3 separate regions of the Homo sapiens genome follow, and all the other regions are linked to region 1. A link is a contact called in ENCODE Hi-C or POLR2A ChIA-PET data. All regions are on one chromosome and are shown on one strand. The core of a region is the stretch at or near the end of the contact, and the rest is flanking DNA. Distances in the headings are between cores, read along the strand shown. Region 1 has its middle 72 kb from the start of CHMP4B. Region 2 overlaps ITCH (itchy E3 ubiquitin protein ligase). Region 3 overlaps ITCH (itchy E3 ubiquitin protein ligase).

The links. A loop is a pair of places that touch in the nucleus more often than their neighbours do. ChIA-PET counts read pairs that join two places held with the same protein, here RNA polymerase II (POLR2A). Pooled maps may share reads with other maps.
Region 2: a loop to region 1 is called in a pooled map, with 2.3 times the contacts of the local background. The contact joins two enhancer-like sites. A Hi-C loop is called at or near these places in 1 of 50 pooled maps. POLR2A ChIA-PET finds 5 or more read pairs at or near these places in 2 of 52 experiments (AG04450 and GM12878).
Region 3: a pooled map shows a loop between it and region 1 (3-fold over the local background). The contact joins two enhancer-like sites. A Hi-C loop is called at or near these places in 2 of 37 single-sample maps with no recorded cell type and 3 of 50 pooled maps.

The regions. Positions count from the first base shown.
Region 1 is chr20:33,880,973-33,885,249 of GRCh38, forward strand. No RefSeq gene overlaps it. Among named protein-coding and RNA genes, the nearest start is that of CHMP4B, 72 kb to the left of the region's middle. RefSeq lists enhancers at 2,231-2,350, 2,531-2,790. Within about 2 kb of position 2,304, at least 2 of the 41 ENCODE cell types and tissues checked have a DNase peak (open chromatin) inside an H3K27ac peak, as active enhancers do.
Region 2 is chr20:34,474,414-34,478,690 of GRCh38, forward strand. It overlaps ITCH (itchy E3 ubiquitin protein ligase), which reads left to right. Exons shown (of 25, transcript NM_031483.7): 17 at 3,359-3,447. It also overlaps the pseudogene FDX1P1. Among named protein-coding and RNA genes, the nearest start is that of MIR644A, 10 kb to the left of the region's middle. RefSeq lists an enhancer at 1-619. Within about 2 kb of position 1,983, at least 3 of the 41 ENCODE cell types and tissues checked have a DNase peak (open chromatin) inside an H3K27ac peak, as active enhancers do.
Region 3 is chr20:34,403,555-34,407,831 of GRCh38, forward strand. All of the region lies in intron 3 of ITCH (itchy E3 ubiquitin protein ligase), which reads left to right. Among named protein-coding and RNA genes, the nearest start is that of ITCH, 42 kb to the left of the region's middle. Within about 2 kb of position 2,002, at least 6 of the 41 ENCODE cell types and tissues checked have a DNase peak (open chromatin) inside an H3K27ac peak, as active enhancers do.

The DNA of each region.
Region 1 (4,277 bases), core at 1,054-3,553:
CCAGCTTTTTCCTGATGTAGGGAGCCTAGTTTCAGCTGGAGGGCTCTCACAGGGCCAGGAGCCTTGTCTTTCGTCCTCACAGAGGCATTCAAACCCCAGTGCCATTCAGAAGTCTGGATATGGCAGCCCCAGGTGACTTAGTGGCTCCATGAAGCTGCCAGGGACTTGGACACCTTTGATCTTCACATTTTAGCACCCTTGGGGTGCGGCTTTAACCCTCTTGTTGCACTTCCAGGCATCTCATCTCCAAATGCCCCATGTCTTCTGTCTTTTGTTTGCTTCTTTGTTTTGAGACAGGGTCTCACTCCATCACCCAGGCTGGAGTGCAGTGGTGTGATTACAGCTCACTGCAACCTCAACCTCCCAGGCTCAAGTGAACCTCCTACCTCGGCCTCCTGAGTAGCTGGGACTACAGGTGTGTGCCACCACACCTGGCTAACTTAATTTTTTTTTTTTTTTTGAGACAGTTTCACTCTTGTTGTCCAGGCTGGAGTGCAATGGTGAAATCTCAGCTTGCTGCAACCTCTGCCTCTTGGGTTCAAGCGATTCTCCTGCCTCAGCCTCCCGAGTAGCTGGGATTACAGGTATGTGCCACCACGCCCGGCTAATTTTGTATTTTTAGTAAAGACAGGGTTTCACCATGTTGGTCAGGCTGGTCTTGAACTCCCGACCTCAGGTGATCTACTGACCTCGGCCTCCCAAAGTGCTGAGATTACAGGCATGAGCCACCGCACCCGGAAATTTTTTTTTTTTTTTTTGTAGAGACAGGTCACGCTATGTTGCCCAGGCTGGTCTCAAACTCCTGAGCTCAAGCGATCCTCCTGCGTCTGCCTACAAAAGTGTTGAAACTACAGCCACAAGCCAACGCGCCCGGCCTTATGTGTTATCTCTTGCCACATAGTGGCCTCTGCTCCAAGGGAAGCGGGAAGAGTGAGTTTTTTCAGTGGTACCTTTCCTCCCCATCCTGAAAACAAATGTGATTCTCCTCCTAAAGAAGTAGAGCAAGTGGGTGTAGAGTTGTTAACATGCAATGTCTGCCACATAAAACATGATCCCCATTTTGGTGAGGAAATCACAGCCTGGAGAGGTGTGGTGATTTACACAGCCTGGATTCGATTGCACTGAGCCTGCCCCACCCTCACCCTGCTCTGATTCAGGGACCCTGGCCTGGCCCTCATCTTTGGTGGTTGCTGTCGTCAAGGCACTGGCCTTGCGTGATGGATGAGCAGGCAGCCTCATTAAACACAAACCCTTGTTGGTTTCCCAAAGCCCACAGGAGCAGCGAGGCCCGGGATCTGGGAGCAGGGAAGCTGAACAGGACCCCATCTGTCCTGTTCCCTCCGGCTTCTGCTCAAACAGGCATTTGTCTGCCATGGCAAGAGGGCAGCCTCAGACACTTCATCTCTGGGCAATTAGGGGGCTGCACGTGAGAAGAGTAATGACTGGCCAGAGGGGATTTATCAGGGGCCAGTGTGGCTGGGCGGGGCTCAAGATTTGACATCCACCTCTTTTCCGAGGGGAAGGAGCTGGTTAGCATCCCTGCCTGGCAGTGGAGCCTCGTTAGCTCTGCCTTCTACTGTCCCTTCCCCCTCCAACGCTCTGCTCCCCACCCCACCTCCTTGTCTCTGCCCTAGATCAGAGGCCAGGCACTAGCTGGATGGTCACACCTGCCTCCTCCATGCTGCCCCCTGTGAACCACTCTCCGCACTGGCTGCTCACAAGTCTGATCACGTCACACACCTCCTCCCTACCTTTAAATCCTTCCATGGCTCCCTACTGCCCAAATCATAAGCAGCTGTTGTGTTCGGGTGGTCCTAGGTGACCAGCTTCCCCACGAGCGATTTCTCTCCTTTGGTTTGATTCGTGTCAAAGATGAGTCTTAGACACTGCCTGATGCTCAAACGGTTTATCCTTTTCTTAAAAAAAAAAAAGATGGGATCTTGCTGTGTTGCCCAGGCTGGTCTTGAACTCCTGGCCTTAACCCATCTTCCTCCCTTGGCCTCCCAAAGTTCTGAGTTACAAGCATGAACCATGGTGCCCGGCCTCAAGTGATTTATTTTGGCTGTGCTGTTACGAGACAGACATCAATGACACGGGCCAGATACACTTAGGAGGTCAGAGGACCAGCTGACCAGGAGGGTCTCTGTGTAGAGACCATCCTCAGAGTTTGGGGGATCCTTCTCCCTTCCCTAGACCTGGGTTCAGTCTAGGTTAGTCGCCAGGTGTTTCTTTCAAAAAAGAAGTTTAAGCTATTCTTGTAAGGGGAAGCTTTGTTTCAAGGTTTATGAAAGTTGCATCTGTGCTGAGGTGGTCTTGTTTTCTGGAAATCCCCTGGCCAGGGTTGGAAATCCTGGGGCCAGGCTGTATCAACTGCTAAGTGACACCTGGTGTCCGGCCTGTGAGATGCTTAAGTGGGTCCTATGGCTCTTGTTAATCTCACAGTTGCAGTATGTCTCTTTTTATACTATGACAGCAACCTCAGCCCTGGTGACCTCAGCTCCCGCGCCGCATCCTCTGTACTCTTGCTCTTCAATTTTTAAGAATGAGTTTCATGATTATGGGTTTCAAAAATTACATTCAGGACTGCGTGTGGTGGCTCATGCCTATAATCCCAGCACTTTGGGACGCCAAGGTGGGTGGATCACTTGAGGTTAGGAGACCAGTCTGGTCAACATGGTGAAACCCTGTCTCTACTAAAAAAAATAAAACTTAGCAGGGCGTGATGGTGCACACCTGTAATTCCAGCTACTCAGGAGGCTGAGGCAGCAGGATCACTTGAATCTGGGAGGTGGAGGTTGAAGTGAGCCGACAACATGCCACTGCACTCCAGCCTGGGTGACAGAGTGAGACTCCATCTCAAAACAAAAACAAAAACAAAAACAATTCAAAAGGCACACAGTAAAACAAGGCTAACTCCTGCATCGTCCTCACCTGCCTAGTCCCCATCACCTGCCACATGCCTTAGTTCCTTGTGTATCCTTCCAGTTTCTTTATGCAAATGTAAATAGGACAAATATGTCGTCATATTTACCACCCCCACACATGCTTTATATACAAATGGTAGCTTATCAGGAACGTGGTTCTATACTTTCATTTTTGCACTTAATACATCTTGGAGATCTTTTTGTATCTGCAGAGAGAAGGCTGCTTCATTCTCTGGTACAGCTTGACCATCATTTCCTTAGCCAGCTCCCAGGTAGTGGATGTTTGTGTGGCAGGTGCTGCTGCTGCCCTGTCCCATATCTCCCACCTACCAGAGCTCACCAGCAGCCCTTTCATTTCTCCAGGCTTTAGCCCACACAGGTCTCTCTGCCTGGGATATGCTTCTGCTTCTTCATCTCAAATCAAGAGTCTGGCAGCCCCGCCAGAGACACTAACCTAACTAGTTCAGGCAGGGCTAGCACTTTGGGCCTCAGGGTCTCCCTTACCTCCTCTGCCTCAGGAATGATCACAGTGGATTAAATCCTCTCCTTATCTGCCTGCCTGGCTGGGAGCACCTGGGCAGGGGTCAGAGCTGTGGGGGGGCAATGGGGAAGATGAGTCAGATTCATCACTATGTCCCAGCACCTCTTACCACATCCCATGGCCTCTAGTGAAGCAGGAGAAGGATTGTATAAAATCCAAACTCCTTCCCGTGGCCTACAAAGCCCTGCTGACCCCGTCCCTGCCTGCCATCACCCCCAACCTCAGGTCCAGCCAGTGTGGCCTTCTTGTTCCTCAGAGACCTCAAACTCGATCCTGCCTCAGGGCTTTTGTTCTTATACTTTCCTCTACTTGGACTCTCTTTTCCCCAGATCTCCTGATTAGACCTCAGCTCAAATGACACTTCCTCCAAGAGGCCTTCCCTGACCACCTTGACTAAAATATCCTACTCACCCCTGCCAACTTTGGGAACCCAAGGCAGGAAGATCAGTTGAGGCCAGGAGTTCAAGACCAGCCTGGGCAACATAGTGAGATCCCATCTTTGAAAAAAAAAAAAAAACACCCCCACTTTCTTAGCAGTTATGGGATGAATTGTGTCCTTCCCAAAGTTTATAGGTTGAAGCCCTAACCCCGAGTACCTCAGAATGTCACTGTGTTTGGAGATAAGGTCTTTAAAGAGGTGAATAAGTTAAAATGAGGCCAGTAGGGCTGGGTCTTAATCCAATCTGAGTGGTGTCCTTTTTGTTTGTTTGTTTGTTTGTTTTGTTTTGTTTTGTTTTTGAGACAGAGTCTTGCTCTGTCTCCCAGGCTGGAGTGCAGTGATGCGATCTTGGTTCACTGCAACCTCTGCCTCT
Region 2 (4,277 bases), core at 733-3,232, 590 kb after region 1:
CACCGCCCTTAATCCATTTAACCATGAGTGGACGCAGCACATGTTTCAGAGAGCACAGGGTTGGGGGTAAGGTCACAGATCAACAGGATCCCAAGGCAGAAGAATTATTCTTAGTACAGAACAAAATGAAAAGTCTCCCATGTATACTTCTTTCTGCACAGACACGGCAACCATCCGATTTCTCAATCCTTTACCCACCCTTCCCCGCTTTCTATTCCACAAAACCGCCATTGTCATCATGGCCCGTTCTCAATGAGCTGTTGGGTACACCTCCCAGACGGGGTGGTGGCCTGGCAGAGGGGCTCCTCACTTCCCAGTAGGGGCGGCCGGGCAGAGGCACCCCGCACCTCCAGGACAGGGCGGCTGGCCGGGCGGGGGGGCTGACCCCCCCACCTCCCTCCCGGACAGGGTGGCTGCCGGGTGGAGACGCTCCTCACTTCCCAGACGGGGCGGCTGCCGGGCGGAGGGGCTCCTCACTTCTCAGACGGGGCGGTTGCCAGGCAGAGGGTCTCCTCACTTCTCAGACGGGGTGGCTGGGCAGAGATGCTCCTCACCTCCCAGACGGGGTCGCGGCTGGGCAGAGGCGCTCCTCACATCCCAGACGGGGCGGCGGGGCAGAGGCGCTCCCCACATCCCAGACCATGGGCGGCCGGGCAGAGACGCTCCTCACTTCCTAGATGTGATGGCGGCCGGGAAGAGGCGCTCCTCACTCCTAGATGGGATGGCGGCCGGGCAGAGACGCTCCTCACTTTCCAGACTGGGCAGCCAGGCAGAGGGGCTCCTCACATCCCAGACGATGGGCGGCCAGGCAGAGATGCTCCTCACTTCCCAGACGTGGTGGCGGCCGGGCAGAGGCTGCAATCTCGGCACTTTGGGAGGCCAAGGCAGGCGGCTGGGAGGTGGAGGTTGTAGCTAGCCGAGATCACGCCACTGCACTCCAGCCTGGGCACCATTGAGCACTGAGTGAACGAGACTCCGTCTGCAATCCCGGCACCTCGGGAGGCCAAGGCTGGCGGATCACTCGCGGTTAGGAGCTGGAGACCGGCCCGGCCAACACATCGAAATCCCGTCTCCACCAAAAAAATACGAAAACCAGTCAGGCGTGGCGGCGCGTGCCTGCAATCGTAGGCACTGGGCAGGCTGAGGCAGGAGAATCAGGCAGGGAGGTTGCAGTGAGCCGAGATGGCAGCAGTACAGTCCAGCTTCGGCTCGGCATCAGAGGGAGACCGTGGAAAGAGAGGGAGAGCGAGACCGTGGGGAGAGGGAGACGGGAGAGGCAGAGGCAGGGGCAGGGGCAGGGGCAGGGGCAGGGGCAGGCAGAGGCAGGCAGAGGCAGAGGCAGAGCTGCATACTTTCAAGAATGACAAAATTTAGTAGTTATACAAGGTGAATTAAAATAGTAAAGCTAGTCATAATACAGAATCCACTCATCCATGTACTCATTTTATCACTTAAATAATAATTATAAAAATAGGTAAAATTCCATGAAAATATTCCTATTTGTTCTAGTTCAGGAGGTCTTGCCCACATCAATGGATTGTCTGGCATCAGCCACTGTTTCAGGCACTCGAACAGTCATATTGTCCATAGATTTTGTCAAACAGATTTGGCAGCCCAACTGTGATCTGTTAGTCCATATGCCAGATCGAGCATGTGATTCTCCTCATCAGTGATTGCATCTAACTTCTCATATATGTGATCTTCAAAGATGAGATGACAGGTTAAACAAGCCAGAGTTCCCTCACATGCACCAAAGCCATCAATATCTGGATTATTTTCAACCACAACGTCTAGCAGAGAATCACCAACTTTTCCTTTGGTTGTTAATGTTTCACCATCACAGTTTATAAAGTGGACTGTCACTTTATCTTCTGAGCTGCTCCGCGCCCCTGCCGACACGCTCAGCGGCCGGCTCGCCTCCGCGCTCCGGCCCGGTCCCCGGCTCCTCAGCAGGCCGCTGGCTCCAGCGCGGGACCCGGCGTGGTGCAGCCACCGGCCGGCCGGGTCGCCGAGGACCGCAGAAGCGGCGCGCAGCAGCCGGGCGCCCCCAGCGGCAGCCATCGCCCGCGGTCGGGAACTCAAAAGGAATTATTTAAAGATAGTTTTAACCTTGTGACATTTCTCATTTGCGTTGCTGTATACCTAGCCTATACTATTTGTAGAATACTTGGCATAAACGTACATATGTCATAAGCATTGAAGTTTTTTGTTACATCTGGGATTTTCTGGCTTGAGTGGGATGTGAATTCATAAATGTGATGGTTTTGTGGGGGAACTGAGAGAACTTGGCATAAACAGGTATACTTACTGATCCTCTCTGGATATTTAAGTGTGGTAATTCATTCTTATCACTCAATAAAGTATAGGCATTATATCAACTTCTCCCTTTCCATGTTCTTCTGTATTTTTTTGTAAGAGTAATTGATATATGCAGTGCTATACACACACAATTTTGGTCAAATAATTTGTTTTACGTGGCAGGAAACCAAATGACCTATTGATTGTAGCTCAGTAATGTACTGTCCTTCAAATATGAAGATGATCCTATTAACCACCTATAGTGGGACACAAAATTTGAGTAGTTTTTGTAGGTAGTTATCGGTTGCCGCTGAGAATGAGTTTCCAAAGTTAACTGGGTCTCTCTGCAGCTACTGGTTTTCATTTCTCGGTTAGCCAGTTAGCTGTTACGTGTACCTTTGGCTATGAGTCAAAACCAAACCTAATAACCAAACCACAAAAACCCCACCCAACCTCTGACCATGCCCATCTATGTTCTAAGTAATTGATACAGGCAACATTATAAGTCAATAGTAGCATCATTAAAAATAAAATCACGGCCGGGCATGATGGCTCACGTCTGTAATCCCAGCACTTTGGGAGGCCAAGGCCGGTGGATCACCTGAGGTCAGGAGTTTGAGACCAGCCTGGCCAACATGGCAAAACCCCGTCTCTACTAAAAATACAAAATTAGCCGGGCGTGGTGGCGCACACCTGTAGTTCCAGCTACTTGGGAGGCTAAGGCAAGAGAATCGCTTGAACCTGGGAGGTGGAGGTGTGGTAAGCCGAGATTGTGCCATTGCACTCCAGCCTGGGCAACGAGGGAGAGACTGTCTAAAAGTAAATAAATAAATAAAATCACGTGTATAAGGTATATAAAAATATAGATGTATATAATAAAATATTATTAAACGTTACTATAATGTATTTTCTGTATGTGTGGTTTTGACTAGACCATGAACACCTTTCTGTGTCATGGGAGATTTCAGTTACCTATAACGAAGGAGATGTCAAACCTAGAAGTGGTAGACAGTGTTTCAATAGCTTTTTTCACCAATTATTTTACTTTATTTTTTTTTAGATAATGAGCTTCAGTCCCCAAGATCTGCGAAGACGTTTGTGGGTGATTTTTCCAGGAGAAGAAGGTTTAGATTATGGAGGTGTAGCAAGGTAGTGATAATATGAATACTCAGAACTTAGTTCCTTTCCTCCAAAGGTACCATTGCACTTCGCTTGCAAGTATTATTTTCTCAATCTTATATTTTAGGAAAATGAAATATGTCAAATTATTATACCTTTATTATGCTGTAGCTACAGAATTTCAAAAAACATTTAATTCAGCACTTTCTATGTCATGTACAGCTGATTGATTTCACCCACATCACTCATTTAATCTTCAGGGTAACCTTGTGATACAGAATTTTATAGGATGATGAAGAGGCTTAGAGACTCACCTAAGGCACATAATAAATTGTAGAGCCTGGATGCAAGCTTTGTATCATTTAACCAGTAGCCAGTGTTAAGTCTACCACCTCTTATATCTGTTCCACAGAAAACACAAGGCCTTATAGTGATCAGGTCATTTTCCCCACCACAGATTACTGATACAGGTAATAGTTACTCAGTTTCCAACTGAGATTAGTATATTTGTCATGAAAATATAGAAGGTTGTACAAAATAGGAGTTGAAAGTCTTAATTCTGCTTTCTTCATATTGGAGCTTAATATTGGACCCTAGAAGATAGTCTCTAATGAGAATTGCTTTGCTTATTCCATGATAATATATCACACCAGGTTAAAAATTTGCGTAGAGCTGGCATTGTGCAAAGACAAGGACTTTGGGGTCAAGACGGGATTTGAATCTTTTTCTGCTCTCAATAGTGTGATGTTGGGCAAATATTTTCATCTGTAAAATAAGAATATTAATATCTACATTTCTAGGATTATTGTGAAGAGTAGAAATATTGTTTATTAATGACCTAGTTCAGAGCCTGTGTCTTT
Region 3 (4,277 bases), core at 752-3,251, 520 kb after region 1:
ATTAAATCCCAGAGTGCTCCAGAAATTGTAAAGATTGGCTATATCTGTGCAATCAAGAGGCTCACGGGGTGAGTTAAATGAGTAAAAACTAGTAAGACAAAATGAAAAGCTGACGGAGCCATACGTAAATATGGAAATACTCTGGAAGCATGGAGGTGGAAATAATTTAACTTCTTAGGATTAAAGAAGCCTTTAATCAAAGAGAAGGGGGATGTTTATCTCTCAGGAAATATAATTTTAATGGGTATAAAAGAAAAAAGGATCATTCTCAGTAGAGGGAGCAGCATGTTTAGAGGAATGAAAGTACATGGCCCATGTGAGGAACAGCAAATAACTAAGGGTGGCTAGAATATAGAACTTTGGTAAGATTTGTTTTAGTAGGAGGCTGGAAGGGTAAGTTATAGCTGCATACTAAGCAAGGTAAAATGCCCCATAAGAGTTTAAACTTCATTTTTCAGGCAATAAAGAATCATTTAAGTAATGACATTAATGACATGATCACATCTATTCTAGGAAAATAATTCTGGTGGCTGTGAGGGGTTGGATTGGAGAAGTGAGAGTAAAAACAGTTGTTTAGAGGCCTCTCATAGTAGCCCAGGTGTCAGATGAGACTGACATTTTTCTGGTCCTTTTTCTTCCGGTTTATAATGTATAGTTTTTTATTTTTTTGTTTAATTTACTGTGGGACTTTAGTTTTCAGAAAGTAGTACATTGATTTATTTTATATTTGTAATATTATGACTATAACACAAGGTTTTGTTCAATCTAGACTTTGAGATTTGAATACTGAAATAATTTCTCCTGTCCAGGTTTTGCAGTGTGACCCTTGGGCAAATTTTTAAATTTCACAGAGCTTCTGTCTTTTTTTTTTTTTTTTTTTTTGAGATGGAGTTTCACCCTTGTCACCCAGGCTGGAGTGCAATGGCATGATCTCAGCTCACTACAACCTCTGCCTCCCGGGTTGCAGTGATTCTCCTGCCTCAGCCTCCTGAGTAGCTGGGATTACAGGCGCCTGCCACCATGTCTGGCTAATTTTTGTATTTTTAGTAGAGACAGGGTTTCACCATGTTTGTCAAGCTGGCTCCTGACCCCCGTTGATCCTTTTGACTGAGACTTCCAAAGTGCTGGGATTACAGGTGTGAGCCACCACGTTCGGCCGCTTCTCTTTTTATGTGTAAAAATTAGGACAGTAATACCTGTTTCGCAGAATAGGTATTGATATTGAAATGACATTTACGTGCAGGCACATGGTAAATACTAAAATTGGTGCTCCTCCACCCCCATGTAAAGTTTGTTAGGCCAGGCCTGGTGGCTCATGCCTGTAATTCCACCACTTTGGTAGGCCTAGGTAAGTGGATCTCTTGAGCCCAGGAGTACAAGACCAACTTGGGCAACATGTCAAAAGCTTGTCTCTACCAGAAAAAAAATACAAAAATTTCCTGGATGTGGTGGCACGCACCTGTAGTCCCAGCCACTTGGGAGGCTGAGATGGGAGGATGGCTTGAGCCCAGGAGGTAGAGGTGGTTGCAGTGACCTGAGATTGTGCCACTATTCTCCAGCCTGGGTGACAGAACCAGACCCTGTCTCAAAAAAAAAAAAAAAAAAAAAAAGGTTTCAGTGGGGTTTGGTAGGATTATGTAGCAAAATTGCTTTCACAAATTTGAATCCAGCTGGGCACAGTGGCTCACGCCTGTAATTCCAACACTTTGAGGGGCCGAGGCAAGTGGATCACCTGAGGTCAGGAGTTTGACACCAGCCTGACCAACATGGTGAAACCCCGTTTCTACTAAAAATACAAACATTAGCTGGGTGTGGCGGCGCGTGCCTATAACCCCAGCTGCTTGGGAGGCTGAGGCAGGAGAATCGCTTGAACCCGGCAGGCGGAGGTTGCAATGAGCTAAGATTGTGCCATTGCACTCTAGCCTGGGCAACAAGAGCGAAACTCCTATCTCAAAAAAAAAAAAAAGTTTGAATCCTAGAAAGCCCCAACAGGGGCAGATCATTTCCTTCCTGTCAGCCTTGCGTTGCTCTTTGTTCTAGGTTTAATCAGTTTCAGAGTGCCACAAGAGGCCCTGAAATATAATGAGTGTATGTATAATTGTTTGGGCTATTTCACCTTTTCTTAGACCAGAAATGTATTAAAAGTAGAAATTTTATGTTTTTCTGTGTAATCCTGTGATTAAATTTGGCTCTATATTAAGCACTAGAGCTTTGATTTAATAGTACTTTTTTTTTATTTTTTATTTTTTAATAGAGATGAGGTCTCACTGTGTTGTCCAGGCTGGTCTTAAACTCCTGGGCTCAAGTGATCCTCCCGCCTGGGTCTCCCAAAGTGCTGGTATTACGTGCCCGGCCTATTACATTTTAATCAGAGATAGCTCTGGTCCCCACTTGAATATTTTTTATTCTGAAAAAGACTTTCTATTTCATGTTTCCACTTAGATGTCTCAGCATCTGGCATCTGAAACAATTTTTTTTTTTTTTTAAAAGACAGTTTTGCTCTGTTGCCCAGGCTGGATTGCAGTGGTGCAATCACAGCTCACTGCAGCCTTGACCTCCCAGGCTTAAGCGATCCTCCTGCCTCAGCCTCCCCCCAGCAGCTGGGACTACAGGTGCACGCCATCATGCCTGGCTAATTTTTAAAATTATCTTTTGTAGAGACGGGGGTCTCACTATGTTGACCAGGCTTTGTTCAAACTCCTGGGCCTCAAGTGATCTTCCTGCCTCAGCCTCCCAAAGTGCTGGGATTACAAGTGTGAACCACCATGCTTGATCTTGTCTATTTGTCTAGCCTTCTCTTGCAACTCTTCTTTTTCTTCAGTCAGTCATTCTGTGGCTAGCTTGAATGCCAGCAAAAAGGCACATAAGCCTAAAAGGATGGAAGTATTTGATATATGTAAAGTCAGAGTTTCAGGGCCACCACCTGGGACTATGCCTGCTTAGATATCCAGACTTTGGACTATATATTAAGCTGCTGCTTCTTTTTTTTTTTTTTTTCGAGATGGAGTCTTGCTCTGTCACCCAGGCTGGAGTGCAGTGGCGCAATCGCGGCTCACTGCAATCTCCGCCTCCCAGGTTCACACCATTCTCCTGCCTCAGCCTCCCGAGTAGCTGGGACTACAGGCGCTCGCCACCACGCCCGGCTAATTTTTTGTATTTTTAGTAGAGACAGGGTTTCACCATGTTAGCCAGGATGGTCTCGATCTCCTGACCTCGTGATCCGCCCGTCTCAGTCTCCCAAAGTGCTGGGATTACAGGCGTGAGCCACCGCACCCGGCTATATTAAGCTTCTTAAGTAGTTACTATATAAACTCCTCTGACAACTCCAAGGGTTCCTTAACTTTGATGAGCATTAGCATTCTCTGAACTTTGCTGCTACAGTAGATAACCTGGGTGGTGGAGTAGATAACCTGGGTGGTGGGTACTTCCTTGGTTGTAGTTACCTCATCTATGAGGGAGCAATGACTTGCCACCTATGGAAATCATGGGGTGCTTTGCTAGATTTCTACTTGTTATACCCTGTAAGGGGCCTGGACAAAGCTATTTTATGGCAAAGGTAACTAAAAGGTGAAGGCTAAGGAGTTTGTATCTCAAGATGCACAACATAGGAAGCTCTTCCTTAGATAATATGAGATGTTAAAAAAAAAATCTTAGTTTGTAGTTCTTATTCTTCCATTGGCTTTCCAACACACAGAATAAAATCTAAATTATCATTATTATTATTATTTTTGATACGTAGGCTCACTCTGTCGCCCAGGCTGGAGTGCAGTGGCATAATCTCGGCTCACTGCAACCTCCACCTCCCGGGTTCAAGCAATTCTCCTGCCTCAGCCTCCTGAGTAGCTGGGATTACAGGCGCCTGCCACCACACCTGGCTAAGTTTTGAAATTTTTTAGTAGAGACGAGGTTTCGCCATGTTGGCCAGGCTGGTCTTAAACTCATGACCTCAGGTGATCCACCCGCCTCAGTCTCCCAAAGTGCTGGGATTACAGATGTGAGCCGCTGCGCCCAGCTGCAGATTCTTTATCTTGGTTTATAAAGCTCCCATACAAAGCTTATCTCCCTTCATTTACCATTCCTTCCTGTGCTTGCTATACTTTCCCTCAGATATGCCATACTCATTTGCCTCTCTCTGGAATGCTGTCTTATTCCCACCTCCAGTCTTCCCATGGCTGGCTCCTTGTCATTTGGATGGTTGCTTAAAAGTCTTCTCAAAGGCCTTCCTTACTACCAAGTCATTTTCTGTCACATCAGCCTGTTTTTCATCATAAATACTT